Regions from separate parts of the Homo sapiens genome. Here all the other regions are linked to region 6. A link is a contact called in ENCODE Hi-C or POLR2A ChIA-PET data. All regions are on one chromosome and are shown on one strand. The core of a region is the stretch at or near the end of the contact, and the rest is flanking DNA. Distances in the headings are between cores, read along the strand shown. Region 1 has its middle 67 kb from the start of LINC03069. Region 2 overlaps LINC03069 (long intergenic non-protein coding RNA 3069). Region 3 overlaps LINC03069 (long intergenic non-protein coding RNA 3069). Region 4 holds the start of LINC03092 (long intergenic non-protein coding RNA 3092). Region 5 has its middle 44 kb from the start of LINC03069. Region 6 overlaps TCF4 (transcription factor 4).

Evidence for each region. Hi-C counts contacts between places; a loop is a spot of excess contacts on that map. ChIA-PET counts read pairs that join two places held with the same protein, here RNA polymerase II (POLR2A). Pooled maps may share reads with other maps.
Region 1: a map with no recorded cell type shows a loop between it and region 6 (2.4-fold over the local background). The contact joins two enhancer-like sites. A Hi-C loop is called at or near these places in 5 of 37 single-sample maps with no recorded cell type and 3 of 50 pooled maps.
Region 2: a loop to region 6 is called in a pooled map, with 4 times the contacts of the local background. The contact joins two enhancer-like sites. A Hi-C loop is called at or near these places in 1 of 168 maps with a recorded cell type or tissue (endothelial cell of umbilical vein) and 6 of 50 pooled maps. POLR2A ChIA-PET finds 5 or more read pairs at or near these places in 1 of 52 experiments (activated B cell).
Region 3: a loop to region 6 is called in a pooled map, with 2.4 times the contacts of the local background. The contact joins two enhancer-like sites. A Hi-C loop is called at or near these places in 1 of 168 maps with a recorded cell type or tissue (chondrocyte) and 3 of 50 pooled maps.
Region 4: a loop to region 6 is called in a map of Right ventricle myocardium inferior, with 2.4 times the contacts of the local background. The contact joins the promoter of LINC03092 here to the enhancer-like site in region 6. A Hi-C loop is called at or near these places in 3 of 168 maps with a recorded cell type or tissue (Right ventricle myocardium inferior, cardiac septum and heart left ventricle) and 6 of 50 pooled maps.
Region 5: a pooled map shows a loop between it and region 6 (2.4-fold over the local background). The contact joins two enhancer-like sites. A Hi-C loop is called at or near these places in 4 of 37 single-sample maps with no recorded cell type and 3 of 50 pooled maps. POLR2A ChIA-PET finds 5 or more read pairs at or near these places in 1 of 52 experiments (WTC11).

What each region holds. Positions count from the first base shown.
Region 1 is chr18:56,256,530-56,260,055 of GRCh38, forward strand. No RefSeq gene overlaps it. Among named protein-coding and RNA genes, the nearest start is that of LINC03069, 67 kb to the left of the region's middle. Within about 2 kb of position 1,807, at least 2 of the 41 ENCODE cell types and tissues checked have a DNase peak (open chromatin) inside an H3K27ac peak, as active enhancers do.
Region 2 is chr18:56,081,821-56,085,378 of GRCh38, forward strand. All of the region lies in intron 3 of LINC03069 (long intergenic non-protein coding RNA 3069), which reads right to left. The region is part of intron 2 of LINC01905 (long intergenic non-protein coding RNA 1905); the gene reads left to right. LINC01539 (long intergenic non-protein coding RNA 1539) reads right to left here. Exons shown (of 9, transcript NR_040026.1): 8 at 3,385-3,558; 9 at 1,536-2,130. Among named protein-coding and RNA genes, the nearest start is that of LINC01905, 41 kb to the left of the region's middle. Within about 2 kb of position 1,336, at least 7 of the 41 ENCODE cell types and tissues checked have a DNase peak (open chromatin) inside an H3K27ac peak, as active enhancers do.
Region 3 is chr18:56,166,450-56,169,751 of GRCh38, forward strand. The region is part of intron 3 of LINC03069 (long intergenic non-protein coding RNA 3069); the gene reads right to left. Among named protein-coding and RNA genes, the nearest start is that of LINC03069, 23 kb to the right of the region's middle. Within about 2 kb of position 1,687, at least 5 of the 41 ENCODE cell types and tissues checked have a DNase peak (open chromatin) inside an H3K27ac peak, as active enhancers do.
Region 4 is chr18:55,994,437-55,997,594 of GRCh38, forward strand. It overlaps LINC03092 (long intergenic non-protein coding RNA 3092), which reads left to right and starts at 1,775. Exons shown (of 2, transcript XR_001753454.2): 1 at 1,775-3,158.
Region 5 is chr18:56,233,843-56,237,015 of GRCh38, forward strand. No RefSeq gene overlaps it. Among named protein-coding and RNA genes, the nearest start is that of LINC03069, 44 kb to the left of the region's middle. Within about 2 kb of position 1,374, at least 2 of the 41 ENCODE cell types and tissues checked have a DNase peak (open chromatin) inside an H3K27ac peak, as active enhancers do.
Region 6 is chr18:55,413,367-55,417,063 of GRCh38, forward strand. The region is part of intron 5 of TCF4 (transcription factor 4); the gene reads right to left. Among named protein-coding and RNA genes, the nearest start is that of TCF4-AS1, 37 kb to the right of the region's middle. Within about 2 kb of position 2,110, at least 5 of the 41 ENCODE cell types and tissues checked have a DNase peak (open chromatin) inside an H3K27ac peak, as active enhancers do.

The DNA of each region.
Region 1 (3,526 bases), core at 557-3,056, 840 kb after region 6:
CCTCTATGCCCGGCACTTGGCACTCCTCATCTGAGGTCCTCACTTTTTTGTTTTGTTTTGTTTTTTTGAGACAGAGCCTCACTCTGTCACCCAGGTTAGAGTGCAGTGCCACAACCTTGGCTCACTGCAACCTCCGCCTTCTGAGTTCAAGTAATTCTTGTACCTCAGCCTCCCGAGTAGCTGGGACAACAGGCACGTGCCACCATACCCAGCTAGTTTTTCTATTTTTAATAGAGACAGGGTTTCACAACGTTGGCCAGGCCTTAAGTGATCCACCCACCTTGGCCTCCCAAAGTGCTGAGATTACAGGCATGAGCCACCGCTCCTGGCTGAGCATTGTTCTTTATGGCCAAATATGAACTCCTTGAAGGAAGGGATTATAATTATACAGACACTCCCCAAATTACATCACAGTCCCATTCAAGAAGGCCTTGCAAAGCATGGATTTGATGTACGTTGAAAATACAGACTTCACAAAGACCTTTAAATTACCCATAGCTCTTTGGAGAAATTAGAAGACTAACAGCTCCTATTTGCATTTTTTCAGGACATTGGCCTCAAGGTCAAGTATATCTTTCACAGCCTTCAATACTGGAGTTGCTTTTAACTCTCGAAAATATATATTCTTAGGGGCATGTTTTCTCTACAGTCAATCTCTTTTCATTCATATAAGACTTTCTGAAGACTTTCTGTGCTGTGTCATCTCCTGTATTTCTTTTTAATATTCCCACTTTTTTTCTTGCTTTTTGTGTCTATTCCAGCAGTCTCAACATGCATTTTTTTATCATGTAAATTCCGACATGACCCACTAGTAGCCTCATACTGCAAGAGTTCACAGTACTTTCTCTTTCCTTTTTCTGACTTCAAGACTTTGCTTAGACGGTCATTAGGCTAAGTGACAAGCATTTTAAACTATGACTCATCATCTTCCTTGTAAGTCAGTCCTCTATTTCTATGAGTAACTTTTTCTCCTGAACCCTGCTTTGTGAACCCTGTAAGTTCCAAAGATGCAAAACATTTTTCATGCTTTTTTATTTTTTTTTCTTTTTTAGGTGGAGTTTCGCTCTTGTCGCACAGGCTGGCGTGCAATGGTGCGATCTCAGCTCACTGCAACCTCTGCCTCCCAGGTTCAAGTGATTCTCCTGCCTCAGTCTCCCGAGTAGCTGGGATTACAGGCGCCTGCCACCATGCCCAGCTAATTTTTGTATTTTTAGTAGAGACGGGGTTTCACCATGTTGGCCAGGCTGGTCTCGAACTCCTGACCTCAGATGATCCGTCAGCCTTAGCCTCCCAAAGTATTGGGATTACAGGCATGAGGCACCATCCCCAGCCCATCTTTCATGCTTTTTATCCATAAATTACCATAATTTAAAAAATATTTCCCAAATGAAGTTCATGAAATTTAGACTGTGGATGCCTTTGGTTTTTTAACATTTTTATTTTCTATTATAAATTCCTCTTCTTAAATTAGAAACTGATCCTCTCTTCTTGCTCTTACTTTGCCAATTTTTAGTCCTGAATAAAATAAAGCAAAGGGGAGAATAAAACTAATAAACTAAAATAACACAAGATAATGCAATGAGAATACACATGGTACCAGAAACCACATGGGATTGAACAGAAGGGCCTTCCCTCTCATGTGAGTGCCTTCTGCCTTTCCCTCTCTATTCCCAATATTCGTCTCTGCCTGAGATAGTTTACATTTCCATATATCACACTAATATTTTCACATCTCTAAAACTATATTCTCTCCCTTATAGAACAACTTACAAAAGGTTGATGTTATGCAAATCAAGAGTTGCACAATCTAAGAGTCTCTGACTTCTGCTTTACACAATTTTTTTTTTTTAGTTTAGGAGCAAAGTTTTAATAGGCAAGAGAGAGAGAAAGAGAAAGGAAAACAGCTCTCTCTCTAGTGACAGAGAGGGGACTTCTGAGAGGAAAGGCCCGCTTTGCACATTTTATTTATTTAGTTGGTGTTAGTTGATTGATTTCTCTGTAACAACAGAGCTCAGGGACCTTAATACCTGACCGCACAAACCAAATAGAAAGCGTTGACAAATGTCTAAGAGACCCAATCATCTACTATATTAGTTGACTATTGCTGTATAACAATTACCCCCAAAATTAGTTTTTTGAAACAGAAAACACAAATTATGTCACAGTCTCTGTGGGGCAAGAATTCAGGTGCAACTTAGCAGGGTGCCCTTGGTTCAACGTCTCTCACAAATCAAAGTGTTGGCTGGGCATGCCGTCCTATCTGAAGGCTTTTCTGATGGGTATCTGTCTCCAAGCTCACTCAACTGGTTGCTAGCAGGATCTAATTCCTTGTGCCACATGATGTATGTAGTATGTGCATGTCTCCATAGCACATACGGAAAGGTGTAGGCTCTTTGAAAAGACCAGTAAGATAAACAACGCTCTGGCCAGTCCAAAGATAAAAGAGAGAGAGAGACAGAAAAGGATAGCATTAATGATGAGAAAGTATATATAGCAACAGATATGATTACTTTAAAAATTATCAGGGAACTATATGTTATTCTATTTTACTAAATCGAAAATCTCAGTCAATGGATTATTTTCTAGAAAAATATAAATTACAAGACTTACTCAAGAAGAAATAGAAAACTCAAATAAACCAAAATTATTAAAGAAATGAAAAGCAATTATTAAAATATGATCCACACAAAAACCCTATACTTTTGTCTGCGGAAGTTCTAACCACCTTCAAGAAACAGAAAATCCCTACATCATTTAAATTTTGCAAGCATAAAAAGATGGAAACATACCAATTTCTGTTACAAAATTAGCACAATAGTAACTAATCCCACACTTATGCCTAATAGATACAAAAAAATGCTAAATGAAACCTTAGTATACTAAATTCAGATGTATAACACAAAGGTTATGCATCATAACCAAGTAGGGTTTATTCCAGGAATGCAATGGCGCTCCAACTTGGAAAATGGATTGATATATGTTACAACATCAATTGGACAAAATAAACAATTCATATAACCATCCTGATAGAAAGTAAAGCATGGGATAAAATTCACTATCAGTTTCTAATTTTTAAAAAAACTATTAATAAAATAGAATATAAGAGTTTCCCTTACCATTATTTACAGTAATCTCTCTCCCTGACCAACTTTTCCAGTACAGTCAGGAGCAATATAAGGAAGTCAATCATCACCACTTCTATTTAAGATTGTGCTCCAATTTCAATATATGCAATTAAACCTGAAAACAAAATATTGTGAAGGAGAAAGAAAAATGACCAGGAATTATAGATGTTATGGTTGCTTACCTATGAAAGATATTGGAAAAAGGAGATTTACCTGAAAAAGTATTAGAACTGACATCCCGGTTAGTATTCAGCTGCTATGTCATAGAAAGTTTGTACAAACTGTTCACACCTGGTATCTGAGCCGATTGGTTCTTTCTCAGACTGCATCACTATCATTTTGATTTGTGGCTTCTAATAAGATATATCATTAAGAAGGCTGGCAATAAAACAATAGGTAAA
Region 2 (3,558 bases), core at 86-2,585, 670 kb after region 6:
AGACAAAAACATTTTACAATGCAGACATTTTTGGAAGGCAATTGACCATGTATAAAAAACATCTGTATTTTTCAAGCAAGATAGTGGAGTGTTAAATTTTCTGTTGAGGTCAGCTCTCCAGCAGTGTATTTGATGATTTCATTGACATCCTGCTGCAGTTTCTTTTAAGGACTGGTAATTTGAAGTTTTTGGTTTCTCTTTTTAAATTTTCATCACTTCTGTTAGAGACAAAAATATGGGTTCCCCTTACAAGTGATTGTTTAAAAATGTGAAAGTCAAACAAACAATTAGTGTCCTACCAGATTGTCAATACTAATGGTTATGAGAATTGGAATGGTGACCCCAGGACAAGCAGTCTTTTTGGAAACATTTGCAGTGATGGCCTGGAAAATGTGAGGTTAAGAGAATATGAGAGGTAATCTTCTATGGCAGGAGAGCCTGCTTGGAATCTTCCTAAAAAAATAAGCAAAATCAAAGGCCAATCCTGTAAAATTTCCAAAACCCTTCACTGGAGTGGAATATTGCAATCATGAAGAAAGTCGCAGTAGAGAAAAAAAACAAACAAACATAAAGCATCAAATCTTATCCAACTTTTTGACAGCTAATCACAGCCATGTTAAATGTTACTGGGACTAAGAGCTTGAATGGTGTCATTAATGTTTTGGCCTATGAAATGTTGGCAGATAATTTATGTATTTCATGTGTAATGAAGCAAACCATCATACCACCCTACCTAAGGACGTTCTTCTATGAAATCACCTAAGAATTAGATGCAGACGACGCCAAGGCTTTCTGGATACTGGCAGAATCAAGTTTTTTTCTATGCAATGTCTGTCCTCCCAGTCTTGCCCCACAGTAAACACTTCAGCCTCACTTAGGTATAAGCCAGTCAGGGTTAATCCAACTATCCCAAGGAGGGCACAGTAAAAAAATGCCTCATTTGCCAACTTCTGCCCTCATTTGGTTTATTTTGAGCACTTCATTAAAAATAAAATGTATTATCACCTCTTCATTTATCTTCCCTATCCAGAAGGTTTGGCTGAAAGATTGATCTGATTCCAGATACTAAGGAAGTATCACTTTGCAGCCAATCACTCTGGGTTTTCTGGTATCCTAACCCAATGCTTTTAATAGAGATGTGTTTTCCAATGCAGACTCTCCAAATGCTATTTCCTACCAGTGTGCAGAGAGAGGCAATGCTGACAATATTTCTACTCATCTTTTAAGTTACTGGAAGGTGATTCTATAGCATATGGCTGTTAAGTTTAACAAAAGTAGGGGGAGGAGGAGAAAGGCCTGGCCATGAACATTCAGGAAGCTGGACCAGCGCCACCTGAAGGAGCCAGGAGGCCAGGAGGCCGGATGTGCACAGATCCCTGGGAGGAAAAAGAAGCCAGAACAGCTTAAATGGTCAAAGAATCAAATGTAAAGTGAGCTGCAAGGGTCAGATCTGGATGGAAGCCCAAATTCTGAGTCTCCGCATCCGTCCGGGGATAAACTTGGCTCCCAATCAGGGCTGACAATTAGGCCGTACAGTTAATATTTTTACAGCTGTTTTATTAATAACACATACAGTGCATCCAGCCAGGATTTGTTGGAGACACCTCAGGAAAACGAATGATGTAAATAACAGATGGATGTAGAATATCCCTACAAACAGGCATAAAGATATTCCCTTCTTGTTTAAAAAGAATTTAAATAGACAGATTGTAGATAAACAGGCAGACAGAAAGGGGGAGAGAGAGGATTTATGATATTTGAGGTGGTGGTTGCATGCGTTCACATGGCGAAAGACATGGACGTAAACATATACACTCTCTACATGGGAGGAGATGCTCAAAGCTTTGGCTTCTGGAAAAAAAAAATGTTTCATAGTGCAAGGGCTGAGCACCACAGCCTGGGGGCCCACAGAAGCAGGTATGCTGATGTGGCTCCTCAAATAGCTCCTCTGATACGTGGTTCAAGTCCGGAGACAACTTGCATGGCTTGTCCAGGCATGCCTGAGCCCAGCCTTGACCCCCAGGCTGTCCTGGGGCATCCTTTCCTCTTTCTCCTTGTCAATATGCCATTTGAAGACCCAGTGCACTCTTTTCAATTTTGCATCAGAACTAGGAGCAGTGGTATTTCAATCTGAAAAGAGAAATTAAAAATTCAGGATCTTCATGTCTTTTGTTTTCACTCCTACTATTTTTTTTTTTTGTACTGCTTTTTCATGTGCCTGCTGCACTGTGCTCCTACCATACTTTGCAACCAGATGGCTCAGGAACGAAGAACAAAGGCCACTAAAAAGTGGGCGGGGAGAAAAGGAGAAAGAAGCAGAGGACTGAAAGTCAAGGCGAAATCAGAGATGGGAGCAAAGCTCAATTGCTTTAATCACTGATACATTTTGGTTGAATTATGAACCTAGAACAGACACTCTTCCCAGTGATCCTGTATGTGTGCTGTGTGTGCATTGTGGTGTGTGTGCCTGTACCACACGCAGCCACATCTCCAGTCTTTTATTTCACTGGTAGGCATTAAAGCCAGAATGTATTCTTTGATGTATCTCTGTGTTCCCTGACATGTGTCAAAAGTGGCATGAGATGTCTTTTTCCAGAGAGAGAATGGTTGAGCTCAGATCTGGGCACTGAGAATGAGCCCATCTGCCTGGGAAGAAAGTGTGGTTGATTCAGAAGGGCTCAGGAGTTGTATGACCTGCCATTTCACAGTGGGTGACCTCGGTCGAGTCACATCCCTTCTCTCCTTAGTTTCCTCCTCCAGAAATATCTACCCCAAGGGATGCTGGGAGTGTTAAATAGAATAACATGTTATAAACTGGGAAGCACTGTATGAAAAGATTGTGATTATTCTGGAGTATTGCAACTTCTTGCAAAATTTTACAAGTGGCTAAGAGTTGTCTTCGATGCTTTTCTGTGACCCTCCCGACTGTATTTCATGCTTTACTTAGACCCCCAACCAAGCTTGTCTCTCCAGATCATGCTGTACACTGTGAATCTTACCCATGGTTCCCAATTGAACTTACTGTTTGTGTATCATTGGAATTTTATTCAATTATAGAATGACCTAATTGTCATTTAGGCGATTAATTATTTTGCTCGTGAACCATAGAAAGGTTTAATTTTTAATCAGGAATTTCTGCAGTCCCAAAGCCTTCAAGCAAAAGGAATGACTATCTAATGGTGAAATTTCACATAGATCAATGGGACTCAATAACTTTAGAAAGAAAATATTTGTTTTACTTCTAGTCAAGAATACACACAGAAGCCTATTCTGACTCCTGATAAAGTTAAGCCAGCATCCATGCATTAAAGGGGGTATGAGCTAAGAAAGAAGAAAGACTTCATGTGGGGTTCATGAGCGCTTCTGCTGAAACCTTACTTGTACCTTTACATCCTCCAATTGAGCTGAAATTTTCTTCTCACTGCAGTGTGCATAGCTACACTCTTCTTTTCAGCCTCAGACAGTGTGGGGATACTTGTGAAAATGACACTGCTTGATATTTTCATTTTAAATGAAGCCACGTGTACAGATTATGCCTTCTCTGATACTCGTGAGGAC
Region 3 (3,302 bases), core at 437-2,936, 750 kb after region 6:
AAGAAGGCAGGAAGGTAGAAGAAAATTGGCTTTTCCTGGTCGCTCCAGCTTTGTGGGCACCAAAGATGGTAGTGGGAACAAATTGGAGATCCCTCTTTAACTGACTGGTTTCATCTGCAGAGGTGACCTTTTAATCAGGAAGATAGGGCACATCAGGGACTCACTCCTCTTGAGGCTCCTCTCCGTTCCTGGGGACTCGGCTGCTTCTCAGACATGGACATGATGCAGGTATGTCTTCACGGAATGACAAGTCCCTCTCACCTCCTCCATGGAATGTTATTCCTTACTGAGAAGTTAGGGGCTCCAACTGAAGCCTCAGACTAGCCTGGAGTCCTTATTCCTTTTCAAGTACAGTCTGTGTCTGCCCCCAGCTTGAAAAGCCTTGCAGGGCACCCATTTGTACCCAGGGCTATTCATCAGAGGCACTAGGTGGGTGAGAGGTTCTCAATGACAAGTGTCATTTACCACACAAGGCCCACCCTGAATGAGTGTGGAGCCTCAGCAGCAGCAGGCAGGGAGTGCACACACCTCCTGGGGCCACTCAAATGAGATTAGGAGAAAGGTAAGTTGGAATCTGCACTCTCACTCACAGAGTGGCATAAACACAAAGAAAGCTTCCAAATGCAACCATAACTAGGGTAAGACTATTGGCATAAACAAGCCAGGCCCTTTCCATCAGGGTTAGACCACAAGCACCCAGCTATTTGGCATCATAGGAGATCAAATATTTGGACACCAGCTGGATTTTTTTCCTTTTGATTGATGTTCTATAGTCAAGGTCATTGCCTATTTTCTCTTCCAAAAGTCAGGAGAAACAAGAGAAGATTAACTGCCCCTGGAGAAATCTGCAGGAAAGGAAATATCTCTGTGCCACTTGGTCAAAGTGTCAAACTTAATATAATGCATTTTATATTATAAATATAGAATTTATTTGTGCTTTTAAGGAGCTCCCCATTGGGTATATACTTTCTGCTCTGTCATCTTTCGTAATTAAAAGGCCACATATATCCAGTGAACAGAGGCCCACGCTAAGACAAATTACAAGTAAACTTGTGTTTTTAAGCCAATGTTGACTCTTAAGGTCCAGCTTGAAGGCTACAATCCCCCATTTCTCTTAGCATGAGAGCAGAACCAAAGGATTACAAGCCACGCTGTTGCACAAGTTTATAACCAGACCCTACAGCTGAGAGTTTTCAAAGAAAAATTACTTTAACAAATATTTCTGAGAACGAAAAGATTCATTTTCTTTTTCCCTAAAAGAACTAGAACAAAATTGGGAGGGGGATGTCCAGGCAGAGGAAATTTGACATCAAAAAAATTCTGCAAAGTAACCACATAGTTTGGGTGTTTTGTGGAGGGCAGGAAAAGAAAAATAGACACAATTCTCTCTCTCCGGGAACTTGCCCTCTTAAACAAAGCAAAAAAAAATATTGATACAGACTCACAACAAAAAGACACACAGACAACTGCACAAACATTAAAAAAATAATTAAACAAGATACCAAAATATTGACAGAAATGGTCCCTTAGACTTGTACAATTTGTTTCTACTCCAAATTTATTTTTCTCACTTTGCTTTTAGGCCAAAGAGATGTGTGGCTGAGAAAGTGCAGAGAATGGCAGAACAAAGAATGGCTGGAGATAGCAGTGACCCCAGGTCAAGGAAAGGGCGGATGCAGGCCCTTCGTGGAGCAAGGCAGCAGAAATGGGCACAGCCCCAATGCCAGAGAAGAACTGAGTAGGAATCCTGGCTCTGCCAATAATTTCTAAAACTTGAGTTTCAGTGCCCTTAATCTGAATAATGGGAGTACTAACAGGCCACTCTGGTTATTTCACAAGATGTTGGATGATAAAAGGAGGCAATAGGTGAGAACATGCTTTAAGCAACCACATAAAGACCTGTGGGAGGTTTACCTTTGGAGCTGGAGGGAAGGCTTGTTCTTTAAGCACTAGCTATTCTCTCCACACAAAGCTGCAGGGTTCTAACATTGTTTTATGTTATGTTCACAATAAGCCCAAACACATCCAGAAGGGAAAGAGCCCAGTCGTATTTTAAAAAAATAAAAAAGCATAAGGCTGTAAAAATTGCTGAAACTTTGCTCAGCAAAGAAGCTATTTATTCAAAGTAAATGACTCACTGACGAGAAAGGAGGAAGGAGCTTCGGAGAAGAAGATTAGTTAGCTGTGAATATAACCCTCCCAGGCTCTCTCCCAACCTTTCTCCCTAAAAGGTATTCTAGCAGGAATGTGTAGTCACTAAGAATGTGAAAGGGGTGGTGGGGTGGTAATCCAGGGCACTGGAAAAGCTTGAAAAATCCCCTAAAGAGAGAATATTGCCTGGTGCATCGGGGACAGGCATCCCTTTTCTTGAAGAAAAAAGGAAACAGAATGCTATGTTCCTTTGGAAAAAGGTAGAAGTCGAGGGGAGAGATCAGAGCCACAATGGCAGGAGTTTTGGGGTCCAGTGACTACTATTTATATCCTCCCTATTACACATTAGCTGTGTGACTCTGGGTAACTAGTTTAACTTCTCTGAGCCTATGGGAACTTGGGGGAAGTAATATAATGTCTCTCATAGGGCTTCAGTGAAGGGTAAATGAGATATCATCTGTAATGTTTATCACACATAGTAGACACTCAAATGGCATTTTTTTAATCAGAAGAGGACTGCAGGATCAGGAATTTTCATGTATGCATGAATTTTTTATTGATAACCATTGGTGAAACATAGCCTCTTATTTTAAATGTGCATAAATATTTCAAAGGTTGTTCAATCAGACTTATACAAAAATACAATTATACCTATAAGTGTAATTGCTAGACAAGAGTCAGTTTGGGAAGCAAGTCAATTAAAATAATATTATTTGGCAAATTGAATTATTCTCTATCATCAAATGTCCCAGGAAAATAGTCTGACTTTTTAAACCATGAAAATAGACTTTACACCAAAATGTATAATGCTGCCAGTGAAGAATTTGAGAACTTTGGACTCACATGGAAACATTGGATTCATTTGTACAGATGTAGCACCTGCAAAAAATAAAAATAAGGTGGGAGATTGGAGGGAATATTACAACAATTTAAATCAAAAGAGAAAGCTCCTGGGTCCTACTCCCAACTTATCATCCACTGTGACAGTTTGTGCTTTGATCTTTTTACATCTTGTTTCTGACTCTGGGTTTGAACCACCGAAGGAAGCACCTGGCTTTTATTTTAGTGGCTTCATTTAAAAGATTATGATCCAAATGTTGGCCTGAATTTACCCACAAGGCCAGAAATGTCAGGATGGCTCTGGGGTCCAT
Region 4 (3,158 bases), core at 525-3,024, 580 kb after region 6:
TCATATATATATATATATATATATATACATATTTTGCTACATCCTCAACACCTCATCTTATTCATTCATTCTTTCGTCTCTGAATTCCTAATACAGGCTCCTAAACAGGTCTCGCTGCTTGATAATCTCAGCCCCTTCCAACTCATATTCCACAATTCTTTCAGTGATCTTGTAAGAATATAGGTCTTATCGTGTCACTTCCTTCTCAAAGTCCAGTTTTGAGTCCTTCGTGTGTTCGGCATGTGATCTGGACTCTGACTTGGCATTTAAGGCACCATGTGATGTAGCTCCCATCTATGCTTCCAGTTCACCTCCCTCCCATTCTGTTCCCCTGCCATCTTTAATTACTAGCAGCCACCAAATGCACCAGGTGGTATCATGCCTCCTTGCTTTTGAGCAGTTTGCTTTTACTAGGATGCCCCCCTCCTGTACTATTTTTTCTAGTTTCTTAAAAACTCTTTGACTATTAGTTCTTCCCAAATGCATTTCCCATCTCACCTTCATCTATGCCTCCATTGCACTTATCTCCATAACTGCCTTTTGCTCCTATTAGATTATGAGTAGGGATTATGTTTTGTTTTGTTGTCTAACACATATGAATAACCCTAATTATAATGATTTCTTAGCACTTGCATGCTTTTTCACTCAGCCATGAAAATAATGGCTGCATAGTTGCCTCATATATTTAATTTAACATATTAAGTTATTCATTTTAACTCATACTTACCTTATCAGGTAAGCTACTGTTATTTTTATTTTCATTTTGTAAAATGAAGGTGCAGATTGCTTAGGAAGTTTCCCCAAGTTACACAGTTGCTAAGTGACAGAGCCAGGATTTGAACTGAGACATCTGACTCCAGAGGTCACTTTCTTGTTCATGCTGCTTGAGGGCTGCCCTGGGTGCTTGATAAATATCTCATTTGTGGACATTAAGATGGGAGTAAGAACTTTGGGAAGATACTCCTTACCCTTCTAGACCATTTGTACCTCTTAAAAGAGGCAAAATGTTTAAGCTGGTACTGGGACCTTTTCCCACTTATGGCTTTCTCCTCATGAGTCCATAGTGTAGTATGTACCTTCCTTTACTCTCTGACCCTTCGCATGATCAGTGTTTTCTTTCTTAGAACATAATCCAATACCCTTACAATCATGATAATGATGATGCGAGTTAACATTTCCAGGATGTTGACTGTATCATATTAAAAAATTTACCACTGACAGTAGAATAAAGCCCCTATAGACCTTGGTAAAGAAATTTTAAACAAAATTTGTTGTATGTATTCATGCCATAAAGGCAACAATCCCCACTGCTTGCATGCAAGCTGCCCTTTTTGGGATTTTAAGCTTCTTCCTGCTGTCATCGGGATGTAAAGGCTGACTTGATCCTTTTTTGACTAGCCCCAGCCTGCACCCCTCAGAAACCTGACTTAATTTTCTCTCCTACCACCACTCAGTCCCACACCTGGGGAAGCCACAATGCAATTAATAGTTGCATTACTTAGGGAAATTATTCAATCTTGCTGAGCCACAGTTTCTGTCTCAGTTTTTTTTCTGTTGTTGTTTGTTTTGTTTTTTTGAGATAGGGTCTCATTCTGTCACCCAGGCTGGAATGCAATTGCATGATTATAGCTCACTGCAGACTCGATTTCCCAGACTCAAGAGATCCTCTTGCCTCAGCTCCTGAGTAGCTAAGACTACAGGTGCATGCTTCCATGCCTGGATAAACTTATAAAATTTTTTGTAGTGATATGGTCTCACTATATTACCCAGTTTGGTCTGGAAATCCTGGCCTCAAGTGATCTTCCTGCCTCAGCCTCCCAAAGTTCTGGGATTACAGGTGTGAGCCACCCGCTCTGGCACTTACCTCTTTCAAATGAGAGTAACAATTATTCCTGCTTCATAGAGTCACCTCCTCTGGTCTGTCTTCCCTGACCCTGTCATCTCAGGAAAGAATTAACCTCCTCTTCATTTTAGTGCTTATCTACTTTGCTCGGACCAATGTGTGCGTCACACTCTACTGTAATTGTTTGTTTATTTGTCTGCCCCACCTACTGAATAGTTAATATCTCAAGGACAGGGACAATATCATAGTTTTGAGTCCCTTATCCCTAGATCACCTGTTGGACTGAATTTCCACAACTACCACCCACCTTTCTCGAGAGTCTCTCAATTGTAGCTGCTTTACATCCATAAAGCCACCCACATCATCCACTTGGATTTCAAATCACTTGAGTAAAACTGAGGGGGTAACATACTAGGGATCCTACTCACCTTAGACAGGAGAACACAGAAATGCTTCTGGTCATGGTATTCAAGCTTTGTCCCATCAAACCATACTAACCAGGCCATCCTAAGTCTAAGGGATGGACAAGAACTTCTGCTGATGATTCAGCCAAAATATCTATGACATCTTACAAGAGGTTTCCATTTCTACACCAGAATTTAGACAGGAGGTGAACTGTGAGTTGATTTCCGGAAGAGTGGCTCTGAATGGGGGGCGGGGTTGTTGGAGACATGCTGTCGAGAGGTGTCTGAGTCTGCAGAATTTGTGATGATAGCCGGTTCCTTGGATAGTACTCTTCCTCATCCTCTTCCAAATCTCATGGTCTATTACAGCTTAGGTGTCCAGAGATTCGTTTGTGCTGAATATTATTTGGAACATTGAATCAAGCATACATCTTTTTAATAGTTAGGGTTATCCCTCTCTCCGGGGATAATTTCACCTGGGACATTGAGGAAATGGAGCTTGGAGTATGTGCACTTCCTGTCATCAAAGAGAGGAGGAGAGGGCGAGCACATTCCGAGTGTGAGCAAGCGGAACCCCTCCTACAGATGTGCCTTTCACTCTCATTTCCTGCTCCAGACCAACCCTTCGGAGATTATTTTCAGGGAGATCTCCCTCTTCTTGTGAGGCCAGAGACTTTTCTAGTTATAAGGCTGGTGCATGTGACGTGTCTGGGCAAGCATACAGCAAAACCACAGAGAAACCAGGGATTAAAGAAATGAAACTGGGCAAACTAAAAAACGCCTTTTGCAGAACTTCTCTTAAGCTTGAGATAAACACCTCCACCTTCCCTCCTCCCTCTTCAAGTTCACAGTTTATTTTTCACTGTGTTCAGCTTGTGGCAGTAACCTCTACTAGAGAGAAGGGAAAATGA
Region 5 (3,173 bases), core at 124-2,623, 820 kb after region 6:
TGATTCATTTGGTCTGGGATAGAGCCAGAGTACTGGTTTTTTTTTTTTTTCTTTTTTTTTTAATTCCAAGTTATTCTAATGGGTAGCCACGGCTGAGAAAACAGATTTATAGGACCATTCACTGAAGACTGAGATTTATCATTAAAACCTTAAATAATGTTAATTCTAATCCATATAATATACCTTGTGAAGAGGTCAGAGGGCAAGAGAAAGGCTCAATTAGAAGTCTTTAAGTGATTATTTCCAGTAATTGAGGTAAATATCTAAAGTCAACCATGAAAATCCAACTAAGCAGTCCTCGTTGTCTCTACCCTATATGAGAATACCAAATTGAACTGATTTTCCAAGGCCACCACATTGAGAGTTCATACAGAGAGAGCATTTCTTGATTGCATCAGCATACCTGACATCACCTTATATAAGGGAAGAGTTTTTATAAATACAGTTATTTATTGATGTGGAAATCTTGAACAATTAAAGGACCAATTTACTCCAGTGTGGTAAAGAAATCAATGCCAGAATTCATATTTTTATAAACATGAAAAGTATAACTTTTCTTTCTACTTTTTCTTTTCTTATAAGCACAATTTCTCTCTGCTTGGGTTTTAAATGGTAGAGGGCACTTAGCAATTAATTGCCAAACATACATATAAACCAGATGTTGTGAATGGTGAACAATAAGCAGTCCAGGGAAGGAAGTACACCTCACAGTGTGCTACCCATAGCAATGTTTTCCATGAGCCAGGACATTTATTGAGCACTTAATGGAGTAGAGACCTTGTGTGGGACATAAATTCTGTAAAAGCCATCCTCCTGACCCCAAGAAGAGTATAATATAGTTGGGAGACAAAATGTAAATCTAGAAGAAAAAAGTAATTAAAACCATGGGGTGGAGTATTCAATTAGTGCTAATGAGGAGCCCATTCTACTCAAGCCCATTCTGACAAGGGCTTTGCTCTACAGAGCTTGCATCCCAGGGGGCTTGTGTAACCACCCCCCCGGCCCCCTGCCCGCCCTCACAGAAATGATTTTAAAATGCCAGACTCTAGTTTAGCGTCTGAACCATCCCGAGGACAGGAGTTTCAGATTCAACTACTATTTACTTTGCAATTATGATGGCCAAAGTGACCTGGGAGAATTTTCGTAGGTTATCTCTTCCAATCCTCATAGCCACTCTGAATTAGATGGAATCCCCATCTTAAAGATAAGGAAGCAGAGGCTCAAAGAGGTGAAGTGACTACTTCCTCAAGGTGGTACAGATAGTAGATGGGAAAGTGGGGCATTTTTAATGCCAGGTTTTTACTACTTATCATTATACGTATAATACATGATCACTTGACTTACAAAATAGGGTAAAGGGGAAGAAATCAAAAGATGTGGCTGGAGGAGGAAGTGGAACTTGGTGGGGTTGTAAAAGATGCGTAGAATTTACATGAGGCCGAGATGTGAGGAGGGTGTACATTCAAAATGGGGCACAGTAAGAGGAAAACTAGATGGGAACGCACCAACTGTGTTCGAGGATGCAGCACAGGCCTGTGTGGATGCAGAGCAGGTCTTGCTCCGCAACACACAGGAGCAAACAAATGACCCCTGGAGCCAGGAGCAGATGAATTCTTATTTGTAGAAACATTGCATTTAGTGGCCGCAGCACAATCCCGAGGAAATGAATGGGAGTTTTCTCCCTGCTGTCAGGGGCATTCTCCTGGATGATTAATTGACAGTTCTCCAGCCAAGCCCCTGTTCCTTCTGGAGGCCATGCCCCTTGGTGTGCACCTGCCACCGCAGAACCAAAGCAAGAAAATGTATTGTCTTCCTCTTTTTCTTCTGAGAGCTGCAGCTGCTGGCCTGCTTTAAGGAAACCTTCTTTACCTAGAGTATAAACTTGAACTTCTCCGATTTGCAGGGTGAAAACTTTACACTTTCAACAGATTCAGGGAAGTGGTTCTTTTAGAGGGGTTGATTTGAAAAAGCCCCATTCCTCACATGGTACTTAAGGGCTGTTCCCTTCTTCTTGCCTTCCTGAGACCCTTTTTTCATTTAGCGGCTTTCTGACCACATTCCTCAATGCCACACGATGCTTTGTGACAGCTGCTGCAGTTGCCTGGAATCTTGAGGCGGCTGATGGGGCCTCTCACATTCAGGAGCAGAGAGCCGTTGCTCTAAAGGAAAAGCAAACCGAACTTCTGGTGCATAAACGCATGATTTGTTCATTCATTCCAAACAGTTCCAGAAAGACAAGGCCAATATGGTAATTCTGCCTTTTTAGAAAGATTTTTATGGCTTTCAAAGAATTAAAGTTTACTTTCTAGCCAAAGAAACACTTAAAGTTAAGTTTCCTGGGGCTTGTTAGCAACATTTGTGCTATCCTCAAATTTGGACTGAAGGATTGGGCATGAAGAAGTCTAGAAGTCAGAGATAGTCAGGAATTAGAAATAAGAGTGAACATTGCATGAGCACTTCCTATGTGCCAGGCAATGTCTTAAGTGTTGGGCACAAATCGTTGCTGTTCATTGCATTTTATCTTAACAGCAACACTTTTCAGTCATTCATCAAATTATCTATTAAGTACCAAATTATCTATTAAGTGTTATGTCCAAGGCATACTGTTCAAGTGGCTGAAGACTGAAAATAAATATAATAAATAAGTATGACATATTATGTAGTAAGGTAGAAGGTGACAAGAGCTAGAAAATAATTGATTAAAGAGGTTCAGGAATCCTGGAGTGTGGCAAGAATAGGTCTGAAGATCTCATTGAAAGAGTGACACTTTAACAAACACAAGGAGAGCAAGAGGGACCTGCCATATCTTGGGGGAAATGATCCAGGCAGAAGTAACCAACACTAAAAGGTTCACATAAACAGAGAAAATAAAAATAAGGTATTGGAAGAATATTAGAGAGTTGACTGAGCCTAAGAAAAAGTGGAAATTAGATATTATTATTGTGATAAACAAGATAATATCCCCCTCTTTAGAGATAAGCATGTCTTTTTTTTTTTTTTTTTTTTTTTTTTTTTTTTTTTTTTTAAAGACAGAGTCTCTCTCTGTCACCCAGGCTGGAGTGCCATGGTGTGATCTCGGCTCACTGTAACCTCCATCTCCCGGGTTCAAATGATTCTCCTGCCTCAGCCTCCTGAGTAGCTGGGATTACCGGTGTCCGCCACCACACCTGGCT
Region 6 (3,697 bases), core at 860-3,359:
ATTGAAAACACATTCCAAGGAAGACAAAGAGTAGGAAGATTGCTAACCATTATATTTATAGAAGAATGATGTTTTCCAGCCAAGCCTGCTCTTCAAGATCAACTTCAAGAGAATGGGCCCATAATAATAACCAAACTGCCAGATACGCAGGGCCACACTCCCCAGAGTCCAACCAGCCTGCAGCACTAGTTATTGTTCAAGGAAGGGGAAGGTTGGTAGATGAATGGTCCCATGCTGCAGTGTTTAAGAGAAGCCTCTCAATGACTGAATCTAGGAGCATGACTCAATCAAGAGAGGAAGGTGGGGAGCACAGGAAGGAAGAGGAGAGGCAGAGGGAAGGATGAGAGGGAGGAAAAAGAGAAAAAAGAAAGCAGACAAGGAGTAGCCAGAAGAATGACCTCATCCTATAAAAAGTATGCAAGAAAATAAAATGCATTACATATACTATGTTTACAGACCACAATTTTTAATCCTGAAACTTGCAAAAATTATCATCTGAATAGTGGTGAATGAGGCCTAAAAAACACAATATAGGGAATTTAATATTTGTTGGGTGCTTTCTGTGTAACATGTGCTGGATGCAAGAGAGTCAACAATGCACATTATTCTCAAGGAGGTAAGAGTTTAGATGACTAAATACCAGGAGTAACACAATGCTATCCACCAGTAAGGGATATAATGGGAACCCAGAGAAGCACCAAGAAAGAGCACCCAATACAACCTCATTGAAGACAAGGTGGTAACAGGAGAGACATGTATGTGAGATTTCATGCAAGATGACATTCTAACAGAGGTAATAAGGACTTAATATTTGTTAGAATGCAATTCTTAGTTATTTGACAATGTTAAATCAAAGTAAGTAAAGACTATTAAGTAAAAATTTATATCATTTATCCAAAACAAATTTTAAGGTAACTGGAACCTAAAATTGCAAAGGGGAAAAACTGAAAGAAAAGAAAAGAAAAAAAAAACGTAGATGACATTTCTGCCCTTCCACAGCTCTAAGTTCTTTGATCACTCCACGGTTGGTTTGGAAGTTTTTATGGCTTTTGCTTACAAATTAGAAAAATTTGCAATGTAAGACAAAAGAACTATAAAAATCTAAACTGCCTTCTCTGTACAACAAATACCAAACTGACTCCATCAAGTCATTTAATTTCAGAGATACACAGAAATCACTTATACAAACTAAATTATTATAAAGACTTTGATGGAGCCTTGTCAACAAAAATTGTTGCTATTTTTAAAAGACACACTCATTACACAGAGCCCTGGCCTTCACTACCAGGACCCAAGGATGCTCTCCACCCAGGCAATGGTAGAGAGGCTGACACTCTTCCTCTGTAACTGCCCTTGTATAGTTTAGTCCTGTGTCCTGGGAGTAAAGAGACCATCAGTGATTTGTTCCTTTAACATCTCATACTCTATAAACAGCAACTGCAAAAGCAAAACAAAACAAAAAATATTTTACTCAAACTACCATTCTCAATGTCTGCCAGTGAGCACAGCTTAATTTGGTTTGCAAGGAAACCAAAAATGCTTTTATAAAGTATTATGATGTAAATATACTCATTTTCCTTGGCAAAGCAAGTGAAAACTATCAACCAACCATAACAGGAATTTTTCTACTAGGGATTACCTACCACATCCATTACAGACAAATAATCATATTTCAAAATTTCAATGACTTATCTATCCCCTTTTAAGTTCTATTCCCAACTTAGTCCAACAAGAATACTTCTCAAATACAATCAAGGCAAGGGGAATATGAAAGCAATGAAAATATGGTTAATCGTGATATACAATCAACCACTTAAAAAACTCAAGAGTATTACACACATTGCATGTTATTTGAACTATCAGGACTATCTATTTACCAAAAACACACCCAAAACAAAACCTCACCTTTATTTCCAAATAAAAACAAATTAACGGCCATACTCAGTATTAAGCTACAACTTTATAATCATGGTAAATATCTGATCAGTTGTATAAAAATAAATTGAAACAAAACAAAAAACAAAAAAAACCCAACCTTGAAAAGTAAAAGAAAGAAAGAACCTCACACACCAGTCAGTTCCTATGTGAGCAGCCAGCAGAGGGCGCACATGCCCCAACAAGAGCCGGCTATGGCCAGGCACTCCCCAAACTTATTTAGTACTAAGTCTCACCAAATCTGTATGGGGGAGGAGGGGTACAGTCAGCCGATGAGTGGCATTGATAAAACTAACGTGCTCAATTTAGGATCAGTAAGAAACATACATAAGTACACTTTAGTATTAAATACTGACTTTAACAGATATTTCTTAGCTGCTCGATGGAAAGTTGTTCATTAAAAAGATTTGTACAGAAGTGAGCTTCTGTCAGTTTTCAAGGCCACAGTAGTTTTTATTGCCCTATCTGACCTGTATGAGGACTTATTTGTAATGCAAGGATTTATGGAATTAAATTAAATATTAAATTTCTAACATAATTAACACATATTTTTGTGAGTATATTGAATTACACTTAGCAAAGTCTCTTTTAGTGTATGTATATTTCTGTGTGTCTTATACAAATCTATTAATTAACTTTTGCAACCCTAAAGCAATCAAATATGTAGCATTTAAAGAATAAATTGAGATACATAAGTTCCTTATTTTCCCACTGGTTTGTGCTTGATTGATTACTTGTAAATTGTCTATTCTGTGTCTCTATATCACAATATTTGCTTTGGGGTTTACAGTAGGTTATACCAGAAGAGTACCTCACAGCTATGTATGTACACACACATATAGGTAGGGCACTGTTTATTCTTTTAAAGAAGTTTTCCTACAGATGCAAAAGTCACAAATTGTTCCTACTGTTTTCCAAGCTTGTTGAAACAATAGCACAAATTGAAAAAAAAATTAACTCATAAAAGCACCAAATTAAAATGAACAAAGACTACATTATTTACTTTTACAGATAAAAATTAAATAGTCCATAACACATCCAATCTCTAATTTCAAATAGGTTAGAATGAATGGAAGGTCTGCCCCTAAGTTTCAAGCTAGAAAGCCTGGTAGGATAATTAGCTGCCACTGTCCCTCCACCTAAATGATCATTTCACTTGATCTTAGCCAAAAGGCTAAGAAGCGATTCCTAAATGATCATTTCAACCTCACCTCTCTATTCACGAAACAAAAACAATAAAGCCAAGTAACATTTCCATCATAATATATATATTTTTTAGCATCCTTCATAAACTTGAGAGAACTTAATTTATAGAATCTAAAAACCAGGTGGTCTACGTTACATGTAGGTCACAATAAATAATATGCCTCCTTTGGCCAATATGGCTGCACCATTTTTGCCTAAGTTAAAATGACGATGTTTCATTATTCCTAAGCTCTCAGTTCTGAAATGTTTACACAATCTGTTAAGTCCAGGGAAATTTAAATGACTTTGACATGCAGCCTGCTAAGGCCAGTGACGGGGATAATGCCTCTTTACGTGGGTAAAATTTTGTGGCATATAGGTCACTCTCTTAAGGGGAATCAACTGTGTGTCTCTTCTTTGCACTTCTACCACAATCCTTCATCCTGCAGCCTGGAGCTGAGAGTGAAATGCAAGAAAGGAGCCGAGTGCTCAAAGCAAAAATCTGCTTCCAGGACAATCCATTATATCTGACAAGTTAAATGTTCCATGGTAGGCCATATGGCATCAGAGCAGGCCC